Regions from separate parts of the Homo sapiens genome. Here region 1 is linked to region 2. Evidence: chromatin loops called from intact Hi-C (ENCODE). Cell type or tissue: PC-9. All regions are shown on one strand. Links, peaks and the distances in the headings refer to the core of each region. The heading gives the core; the rest is flanking DNA. Region 1 overlaps NYAP2 (neuronal tyrosine-phosphorylated phosphoinositide-3-kinase adaptor 2). Region 2 has its middle 59 kb from the start of DOCK10.

Region 1 (5,389 bases), core at 131-5,130, 370 kb after region 2:
AGAATTCTCTGTGGTGTCAGTCAAGGCTGACATCAAGACTGCATTGCAGCTGGACCTCTCCCTCTGCTCAATTGCCTCTTCCTTATCCCTGGTGCAAATATTGGACACAAGGGCACCTTGTGATAAACATCCTATGTGTCACCCTGCAACCCCATTTCATGAAACCTGGGGGAAAAACAGAGTGAGAGGGTCTGTGGGAGAAGGTGCAGAGAAGTAGGTAGACATCTCTGGATCACAGGGAAAATACTTTGCGGGCCAGGAAGGGAGCATGAACGATGGAGAAATTCCAATGCTAGGTCAGTAGGGAGGGATGGTGACTTCAGGTAACTGGGCAGCGCATGAGCCTGCTCACTTCCCGGCCATTGCAGGGACAGGGGCTTGTGGATCCATGGTTACCAGAACTTTTGGATTAAGGAGAAGCTAAACAATTGTTAACATGAAATTTCTGATACTTATAAGTGTACAGGCTATGGGAAAGCAATCCACGTTAGTTTTCTGTTCTAGATTAAAGTATATCTTTCCAACCCATAGGTGGTTTGGTGGGGAGAGTAAGAACGTGAGCAATAGGCACAGATGTGCCCTCATTTTGCAAAGGGAAGAGACGATCATTGACTGAGCAGGTACCAGTAGTCAGGCAGTTTCAGTTTCATTTTTATCTGTAATGCGTGTTCGTTTTCCTCTTTCCTCTGAAACTGTCTATTTCACATTGGGATAATATTTGTGTAACAACCTCAGCATAGGGTGAGCTAGTTAGAGACTTTTATTCAATTACTGGCAAAAGTTATGAGTATTTTCGTCTCACCCTTTTCTATGGTACAAACTTAGGAATCTAATACTAGAAGGCAATGCAAGATACCATTTTTAAGTATCTAAAAGAGCTGATATAAGGAAAATAGCAAATTTCCTTAGGTTCCCCATAAAACCAAAAGCAAATAGATGAGAAGTGGAGGACATATCGACTTACCCTTTGGGCATGATTTTCTTTGCCACTGGGACAAAAGGAGTCCTCTTGACCTGAATTCCAGGCCTGCTATCTCAAAGCAGATCTCTACTTGTGCATGAACCTGACCCTCCTGCAGATATGCCCATTTGTATATTCTGTCAACCTCTGTGACCCTACATTTTTCTTAGAGTTACACCTCCTGGGATAGACTCACAAATAAATTTATGTTGTTGGGTGCTTCCTAGATCTATATACATTCTAAAACCATTCTCTGGGGCCGGGCGCATTGGCTCATGCCTGTAATCACAGCACTTTGGGAGGCCGAGGTGGGCGGATCACAAGGTCAGGAGTTTGAGACCAGTCTAGCCAACATAGTGAAACCCCGTCTCTACTAAAAATACAAAAAAGTAGGTGGGCATGGTGGCGGGCGCCTGTAATCCCAGCTACTCAGGAGGCTGAGGCAGGAGAATCGAGTGAACCCGGGAGGCAGAGTTTGCAGTGAGCCGAGATCGCGCCACTGCACTCCAGCCTGGGTGACAGTATGAGACTCTGTCTCAAAAAACAAACAAACAAACAAAAAACACTCTCTGTGTCCTTGAGTGCATTGTTGAAAGACATGTCAGGTGTCCCATGACTTATTTCAGTGGACAGAACTCTGAACTCTTTCTTCAACACAATCACTTACTAAAGTGTACTTAATCTTTTCTTCTACACTCAATCACTTCTGCCCTTTGTGGGGTTTTTGGTGAGATGCTCTGTTCCCTAACATTCAGCAATTTCTTCTGCACAAAATCCACACTCTTAAGAAGCAATCAGCAGGCCTATTAAGGCTCACCTACAATTGAAGACACCATGCCGCTTGCTAATTTACATTGCAAATGTAGGCCTGGCAGCCGGAACCAGCCACGTGAATGGCTTGAGCACTTTGCAACTCCTGGAGAAGCCCGATCTCTTTTTGTGCTGTCATAACACACCAAACTAACCAAATAACACATACACAACATTTTCTGAATATACTATTTCTCCAAAATGCTTTTCCTCAAACACTTGAAGATTTATATGCCCTCTTGACAAATACTGTTTTCTATTTTCTCATTCCTATATGGAATATAAGGGACTTTGTTTGAATTCTTTGCTTTTGTTCATTTTCTGTGGGTGTCATGAGTGCCTATTATATTTTCTAGATTTTTTTTCTTCAGGGTTTAGAAAGTGAGCATTTGGGCTTACTTGGGGGATAAAGGGACTACTTAAGTGAAAACATTAATAGAAAGGTGGAAAAATATTTTAATTATTTTCTTTCAAGCATTATTTGTCATATTTAAGACCGCAGGTGTGAGCTTTGCTCTGCTCCCCATTGTGCAACTGATTAGGGGTTATGCAAAGTTAAGAGTGGAGACTGCAGGAGTTATTCTTATGATTTTCCAGTTGAAAATGCTGTTTAGCACTATATATTTCTAATAAAACATGCAAAAGGAGAGAACCACTTGCTTCCAAAAAGTCAAGAGCCACTTGCATCCAAAAAGTCAAAACATGAGGTATGAAAAGGTAAGTCAAGATGGTATCTAAACAATTCTGATCAGCCAGATATCTGGAATCTTTTATAATATTGAGAGAATTTGTATTTGGTATTGTTACGGCTGCAAATCCATACAGGCCTGCGGCAACCTCAATTCTTGCCTCCTCAGAAGAAAGAATTCAGCTGAGGGGGGCATAAGGCAGAAGGAGAGGCCGAGGCAAGTTTTAGAGCAGGAGTAAAAGTTTATTAAAATGCTTTAGAGCAGGAACAAAAGGAAGGAAAGTACACTTGGGAGAGGGCCAAGTGGGTGACTTGAAAGACAAATGTGCTGTTTGACCTTTTGACTTGGGGTTTTCTACGTTGGCATACTTCCGGATCTTGTGTTCCTTCTCCCCTTATTCTTTCCTTGGGGTGGGCTGTCTGCCTGCGCAGTGGCCTGTCAGTGCTTGGGAGGAGAACATGCGCAGTGTGTTTACCGGAGTTGTACGCATACTCACTTGAGGCATTCTTCCCTTACCAGCCGAATGTCCTTAGAGGTCAGATACCAATTAAACTCCACCATTTTGCCTCTTAGTGCACATGTGTGAGCCCTGAGATCTTCTTATCCGGAAGCCACTGATCACCAGTTTCAGGTTTTTCCTACCTATTGGGAGACTGACTCACCCCTTGCACCAGCTGCAACCAGTTATTATTTTAGAGAGACAGTTAAAAACTGCCTGACCATCAACTGATGGTCACCTGACATTCCTGATTGGGGTGGTGGGGGTTGTTGTGGTTGATGCCTCTCCTGCCCTGTTCACGTCTGATTAGCTACCTACTGTAACAGTATAAACAAAACATTAGTCACCCAATCTACTTGGCCTTGCCCTTTTTCCTACCTGAAATAGACTTCCATTTTTAAAAAATACCTCAGAATAGACTATCAAAGTCTCACTGCCTTTCAATCAAATTTTTCTAGACCAATCAATTAGCAAAGCATTGATCAGATTACTATCCAAGTGAGAATTCCATGCAAGACTCTGTGGCTCTGGGATACAAAATAGGGTTAAAATAATGTCTTTCACACTTCCTTAGAGGAGCAGTTAAAGACAGAAAATAACACTATGCCACCACACTTACAAAAATAACTGAAGTATGTAGTATAAATTCATTCACTTTTTGAATACAATCATTCATTCAACAAATACTTAGTGAGTTCCTACTGCATGCTGGCCACTACTCCAAGTCTCCTGGGATAGAGGGGTGAAAAAAAAGCAGACATAGTGAGTACTCCAGGGAGTCATTCAAGCCTATGAGAGTTCAAAAAAGGGTGAACTGGAGAAACAAGAAAAACCCTCTTGATAGAGTTTGGGCATATATTGAGCACTGAGAGATGAATAATATAATCACTTTTAGGGAAATGTTTGGATTGAATTGTGTCCTACATTAGGATGTTGAAGGCCCAACTTCTGGGTTCCTATAAATATAACCTTATTTGGAAATAAAGTCTTTGTAGATGTAGTCAAGTTAAGATGAGATCATGCTGGATTAGGTGGGCCTACTCTGATATGACTGGCTTCCTTATAATAAAAGAAAAGGAGACAGACACGAAGAGGAAAAACAGCCATGTGTAGACGTAGGCAGAGATTGGAATGATGTGTTGATAAGCCCAGGAATGCCAAGAATTGGACTTCTAGCCTCCAGAACTTCAAAAGAATACATTTCTGTTATTTTAAGCCATCCAGCATGTGGTTCTTTTAATGGCAGCCCTAGGAAACTAACACAGGAAGCCAAGACAGGCCAGTGAGAAAGGAAGAATAGACAAGAAACAGGACACAAACAAGTGGGGAAAGAAATACAGTCATTCAAACCACTGTTTCAACTGAAGTGGGCAATATATTCTAGGAAGAATTGGCATTCAGATTAAGAGTGTGATTCAATGATAAATGAAGAAACTTAGACAATAGAAAATCATTGAGAAAAAGAGGTATGATCAAAGGAGCACTTTAGGAAATTAACCTACAGCAATACACAAAACCATTGATTTAAATAATCTAGCCATTCTAATAAACAATTGGACAAGAGTCTGTCTAAGGAGACAGAGGAGGAATAAGTCACTGAGGACATGAAGAGGACAAAAAAGACAAAAAGAGGAGTTTCTTTCTAATTGTGATAATGATTCTGTGTAACCTGTAAAGGTAATAGTTTGGACTATTTATTTGAATTACTAAATTCTAGCCTTGCCATTAAGAATTTCTCTGCCATTTGGCCAGGTAGTACCTCAAGACTCTCATTCCAATTGGAAAAAATAAGGAAAAAAACACTACCTAATAAATGGCAACAAAAGCCAAAATTGACGAATGAGATCTAATTAAACTAAAGAGCTTCTGCACAGCAAAAGAAACTATCATCAGCGTGAACAGGCAGCCTACAGAATGGGAGAAAATTTTAGCAATCTATCCGTCTGACAAAGGGCTAATATCCAGAATCTACAAAAAACTTAAACAAATTTACAAGAAAAAAACAACCCCATCAAAAAGTGGGCAAAGGATATGGATAGACACTTCTCAAAATAAGACATTTATGCAGCCAACAAACATATGAAAAAATGCTTGTCATCACTGGTTATTAGAGAAATGCAAATCAAAACCACAATGAGATACCATCTCATGCCATTTAGAATGATGATCATTAAAAAGTCAGGAACCAACAGATGCTGGAGAGGATGTGGAGAAATAGGAATGCTTTTTCACTGTTGTAAATTAGTTCATTGTGGAAGATAATGTGGCAATTCCTCAAGGATCTAGAACCAGAAATAACATTTGACCCAGCAATCCCATTACTGGGTATATACCCAAAGGATTATAAATCATTCTACTATAAAGACACATGCATACTATGTTTATTGTGGCACTATTCACAATAGCAAAGATTTGGAACCAACCCAAATG
Region 2 (5,389 bases), core at 303-5,302:
AGGCTGGATGCGGTGGTTCACGCCTGTAATCCCAGCACCTTGGGAGGCTGAGGCAGGCAGATCACAAGGTCAAGAGACCGAGACCATCCTGGCCAACATGGTGAAACCCCGTCTCTAGTGAAAATAACAAAAATTAGCCGGGCGTGGTGGCACGCGCCTGTAATCCCAGCTACTTGGGAGGCTGAGGCAGGAGAATTGCTTGAACCTGGGAGGCAGAGGTTGCAGTGAACCGACACTGTGCCACCTCACTCCATCTAAAAAAAAAAAAAAGCACAAGAAAAAGAATTAGAATCAGGCTTCTGAATTTACAAAAAAAGATTTACAATTTTGATTGGGTTTACATTGAATCTATAATTAATTTGGGGAAAACTGACAATGGTATTGAGTCTCTATTACTTGACTTTTTTTCTTTCCTCCATCATTTGTGGTTGTCAGCATAGAGATCCTGCATAATTTTTGTTAAGTTCACTTTGTGTTTTTGGTGTCATTGCAAATGTAACTTTAAAAAAGTTTCAATTCTCAGTTCTTCACTGTTACTATATAGAAATACAGTAGATGTCTGTATGTCTCAAACCTCTCTAGAGTCAATTATTAGTTTAAGCAACTATTTCTGTAGGCGATCTCTCTTTTTCTCTCCTTACCTTCCTCCCTCTTTCTTTCCTTCCTTTCTTGCCTCATTTTTGGTGCGATAACTTTCAATATGATGTTTAATAGGAGTGGTGAATATGAACTTCCATACTTCATTCCTAATCTTAGAGGAAACATGGCAGTCTTTTACCATTACAAATGATGTTATCTGTAAATGTTTTGCAGATATATTTATCAGATTAAGGCCGTTCACTTCTATACGTACTTAGCTGAGACTTTTGAACATGAATGGATGTTGAATTTTATTAATGTGTATTGACAATACATATTATATTAAATGCTTTTAGAATATTGAGGACACTTGTATTTATTTTCATGAAGCATAGTAGTCTGTGGTTTTCTTTTCTTGTAATTTCTTAATCTGGTTTTGGAATTGAGGTAATCCTGGATTAACAAAATTAGTTAGGAAATGTTCCCTCTTCCTCTGTAATCTGGAAGATTCCATGTAAAAGAAGTATTATTTCTTACTTAAGTGAGTGTGCTGGATCTAGTTATGTTAATTTTGTATTTGACTTGCTTAGGTTTTCCCAAGATTCTTAAAACTGGGACTACTGTCTTTCATTAATTTTGGAACATTATTGGTCATTATACATTAAAATGCTTTTTCTACTCAATTCTCTATCTCTTTGACTTTTGGAACTCCAATAATGCATACATTAGACTGTGCACCATTGTTCCATAGCTCTTTGATCCTGTTATTTTCTTGACTTTTTGTATGTGTGTTTCTTGTCTTCAAGTTCACTGATTCTTTCCTGTGCTGTATCCAGTCTACTGATAAGCCCAACTAAGCAATTTTTATCTCTAATGTCTTATCTTTCATTTTAGCATTTTCATTTGTCATTTTCTTACAGTTTCTCTTGTAAGTTCCCCCATTTGTTCATACATGTACACCATCTTTTTTTTTCACTAAACTCCTTAGCATTTTTTACTGTAGTTTTTAAAATTATTAGTATGATATATACAAAATCTCGCTCTCTGGTTGTCTTTATATCTTTATTGTTTGACAATGGCTGTGTGTGTATGTGTCATATTTTTGGAGAATGCCAAACATTCTGTGTAAAAGAACCCTACAGACAGAAGTAAATAATAGTTACTCCTGGAAATGAGCATGTTTGTCAGTTTTGTCTATTGTTTAGCTGTGCCTGGGTTTTCTTGTCACTATAGCTACTTTGAGTATGCACATATTTCAAATTCCTCTTGTAATGGACTGCAGCTACCTTGTGCTTAGTATGAACACTGGAGTATCGGAGTATGTTTCCATGTCCTTTTAGCAGATCATACACAGCTGTACTATAGAGAGGGTCCCTCTCTGTACTCCTGCCTTCTCCCACCAGTACACTGTTCTTGTTTATTACTTGGTACAAGACTCATGTTAGGACAGAGCGATTGTCTTATTTCTCCTGCTGAATTAGACTCCGTGTTATTTGAGCCACAGGAAATAGATATTTTTGCATTTCTGACTTTTCCTACCATGGGAACAAAACTTTATTTATAACAGTAGAGTCTTGGTATGAGCATATTTTCTCCTTTTCTCCATTGGCTTCTCCCTTTTTCTGCCTTGCTCTGTCTGAGGAAGGATAGTTCCTCAGTTCCTGTGTCCTATCTGTCTCTCCCCAGAAGGGCTTGGACATTTCAGCATTCAGTTCATCCAGTTGCCTTGAGATGTCAGCTCTCAGATAGGCTTCCAGAAAGGTTTAGGATCTGTGGATTATGCAGCTTTTTCTTGCTGCTAGTGTGGGAGGGACCATTTCTTGGAATTTTCTGTATTCTGTGAACCCAGGCAGGATTTTAACCAAAAATTGGTACATATTTGGTGATGGAAGAGGAGGAAGGGGATGAATCAGCTAAAATACTCCTCTGCTAAGTAAATGACTAAGGATGATGCTTACAATTGATGACTCACCAGACTGCAATGAAGGTAAATAATATAATAATGTTAGAAGATTTGTAAGTGGTTGCCTCTGAGAAGGAAAGTGGTGGTCGTAAACTACTGAGGAGTAAACCAGTATGGAAGAGAAGCAAGTAACTTCTTTTACGTTTCAAGCTTTTGGCGTTACTTTTTGCATGCCTTATAGGTGTTATTTTGACCAGAATTACTTTTTTAAAATTTATTAAATTTTTTTTTACAGTTGAGGAAACATCTTTTTTCTTTTTAAACTGGGAGGAATTTTGTTGCTTTAGAGAAAAAGAAAAAAATCATAGTCAAATGTAGAACATCCAAGTGATACAAAAACATTCAAAAAGAAAGGAAAAAAACACAAAAAAGAAAAAAAACCCCACAAATATCCATTACTTAGAATCAATTATGGTCAACATCTTGTAATAATCTTTCTAGAAATTCTCCACACAATTACAATTGGATGAATAAATAGATTGAGAAGTTATATATATTATGTTATAGTTTTCCGTTAAAAAATGGTATGTATTTTCTTAATCCAGTCTATCATTGTTGGACATTTGGGTTGGTTTACTATGCAGCCATAAAAAAGGATAAGTTCATGTCCTTTGTAGGGACATGGATGAAGCTGGAAACCATCATTCTGAGCAAACTATCACAAGGACAGAAAACCAAACACTGCATGTTCTCACTCATAGGTGGGAATTGAACAATGAGATCACCTGGACACAGGGCAGGGAACATCACACACCGGGGCCTGACGTGGGGTGGGGGTAGTGGGGAGGGATAGCATTAGGAGAAATACCTAATGTAAATGATGAGTTAATGGGTGCAGCACACCAACATGGCACATGTATACATATGTAACAAACCTGCACGTTGTGCACATGTACCCTAGAATTTAAAGTATAATACAAAAAGGTATGTATTAAAAACCAATGAATATACTAATTTACTTATTAACCCATAGTTTATTATTATTTTATTTATTTTATTTTTTTTTGAGACAGAGTTTTGCTTTGGTTGCCCAAGCTGGAGTGCAATGGCACGATCTCGGCTCACTGCAACCTCCGCCTCCCGGGTTCAAGCGATTCTCCTGCTCAGCTTCCCGAGTAGCTAGGAGTACAGGCATGCACCACCATGCCCAGTTAATTTTGTAGTTTTAATAGAGACTGGGTTTCTCCATGTTGGTCAGGCTGGTCTCGAACTCCTGACCTTAGGTGATCTGCCCACCTCGGCCTCCCAAAGTGCTGGGATTACAGATGTGAGCCACCGCGCCCTGCCCATAGTTTATTATTATACAGAAATTAAAAATGCAACCCAGAGGGGTTCGAATTTTTCCCTTAAACACCACAACTAATTTATGACAGAGTCAGGACTAGTATTCAGATTTTTTGACAGTAACGTCTGTGTTTTTTCCAACTCAGTAGGTTGTTTATTATTTGGGTTTTTGACACTACTGGCTTTTTGCAAGCTATTATAATGAATTCTCACTAGTTTTGCAAGATATATTTTCTTGAGTCATATCTGGCTTTGCCACCTAATTAACCTTTAACTATATTTGATAATTTTAAGTAAGAGAAAAATGTTCTTACTGCAGACAAGGATCCAAAAAAGAAGGATTTTAAAGGTCAGACTATTGTTGTGAATCCAGAATCTGTGCATAAATAGATTTTTTAAGTAATGGAGCGAACAGTGATCCCAAACAAGCTAGATTCAAATTCATATTTATTCAAACATTTTTACAGTGACTTTGATAAGTAAAAGTGTCTATACATTTACCAATTAGTGGCTATCAACTGGGGGAAAGCATTTCAAAGAAACTTTAAAATCTTAAATATTTTTTAAAAGTCTGTAGAAGGGCTTCTTTAAGCATTCTGACCATGAATAGTTCTAATCATCTAAGTTATAATTAATATATGTATTTCCCAAGAGAATAAAATTGAAAAAGGCTTTCCTCTTTTTAATTTTTCTTCTTAAATTTTCATAGCAATATACTGACAGATAGTAATAGAACTTCCACTTCACCTTCAATTTGAAAGGCTTAACTATATTAGATATCGATATGGACAAAAGTGTTGATTATTCATTTATTGTTCATTATTATCTCAAAGTGTTCTTCTTGTATGCTGTCATTCATTTAAAAATTGAGGAAAGAACAATTGCAATGCTGTGTTAAGATATTTTGAGGAAGAAATGCCCTCAGATATTTTTATTGTACATCTTGATGGTTTTGGTCTATTGAAACCATCTTCCATTATTTCAAACAAAATTATAACATCATCTATAATTGGAAGTGTTCTTACTCTCACTCCACATTTTACATCTTGATTAGGAGTTTAAAGAACAGGGCCTGATTATGATGGTAACATCCAGCCATCTGCAAGTCAAAGGAAAATCCATTCTAAATTGTAAGTAGTGTGGGAAAGCCCAAAGAAGATCTAGGTTTTTTCCATGCTGGATCTCAATGCTCTTTTTGCACTCCAAATAATTTCTTATAAATTTTTATGACCTCTGGATTCTTTTCATTTGCAGATGCCTTATTGGGTGATTCAGCACAAGTATGATGATACTTTCTTTTGGAAGTTTTGGAGATTTAATCATTTCAGATGTAGACGGTCAGTTCTAGGTAGGGTGACCAACTGGTCCCAGTTGGCTCAAGAGTGTCTTGATTTTAAACCTGGAAGTCTTGCATCATGGAAACCCACTAAGTCCCTGGTGAACTGGGATGTTTGGTCACCCTACTTTGAGGTGGCAGGAGCTCATTTTTATACGGAATGTCTAGCATGCTTAGTAAAATTAGAATAGAATTTTGTTAAGGCTGTGTTTCTGATGACTCATTTT

The links. Hi-C counts contacts between places; a loop is a spot of excess contacts. Peaks named below come from ENCODE experiments on the same cell type or tissue, not always from the same donor. Only the 100,000 strongest peaks of a DNase experiment are listed, where the experiment ranks them.
Region 1: a loop joins it to region 2, with 13 times the contacts of the local background. A loop is called at or near these places in 1 of 110 quality-filtered maps.

Annotation. Positions count from the first base shown.
Region 1 is chr2:225,464,217-225,469,605 of GRCh38, forward strand. All of the region lies in intron 3 of NYAP2 (neuronal tyrosine-phosphorylated phosphoinositide-3-kinase adaptor 2), which reads left to right. Among named protein-coding and RNA genes, the nearest start is that of NYAP2, 67 kb to the left of the region's middle. RefSeq lists an enhancer at 2,745-3,245. In PC-9, for the core only: no CTCF peak of the experiment used is centred there; a DNase peak (open chromatin) is centred at 3,175; H3K4me3 peaks cover 470 bases.
Region 2 is chr2:225,098,650-225,104,038 of GRCh38, forward strand. No RefSeq gene overlaps it. Among named protein-coding and RNA genes, the nearest start is that of DOCK10, 59 kb to the left of the region's middle. RefSeq lists enhancers at 1,810-3,009, 4,774-5,389. In PC-9, for the core only: no CTCF peak of the experiment used is centred there; a DNase peak (open chromatin) is centred at 2,542; H3K27ac peaks cover 2,558 bases.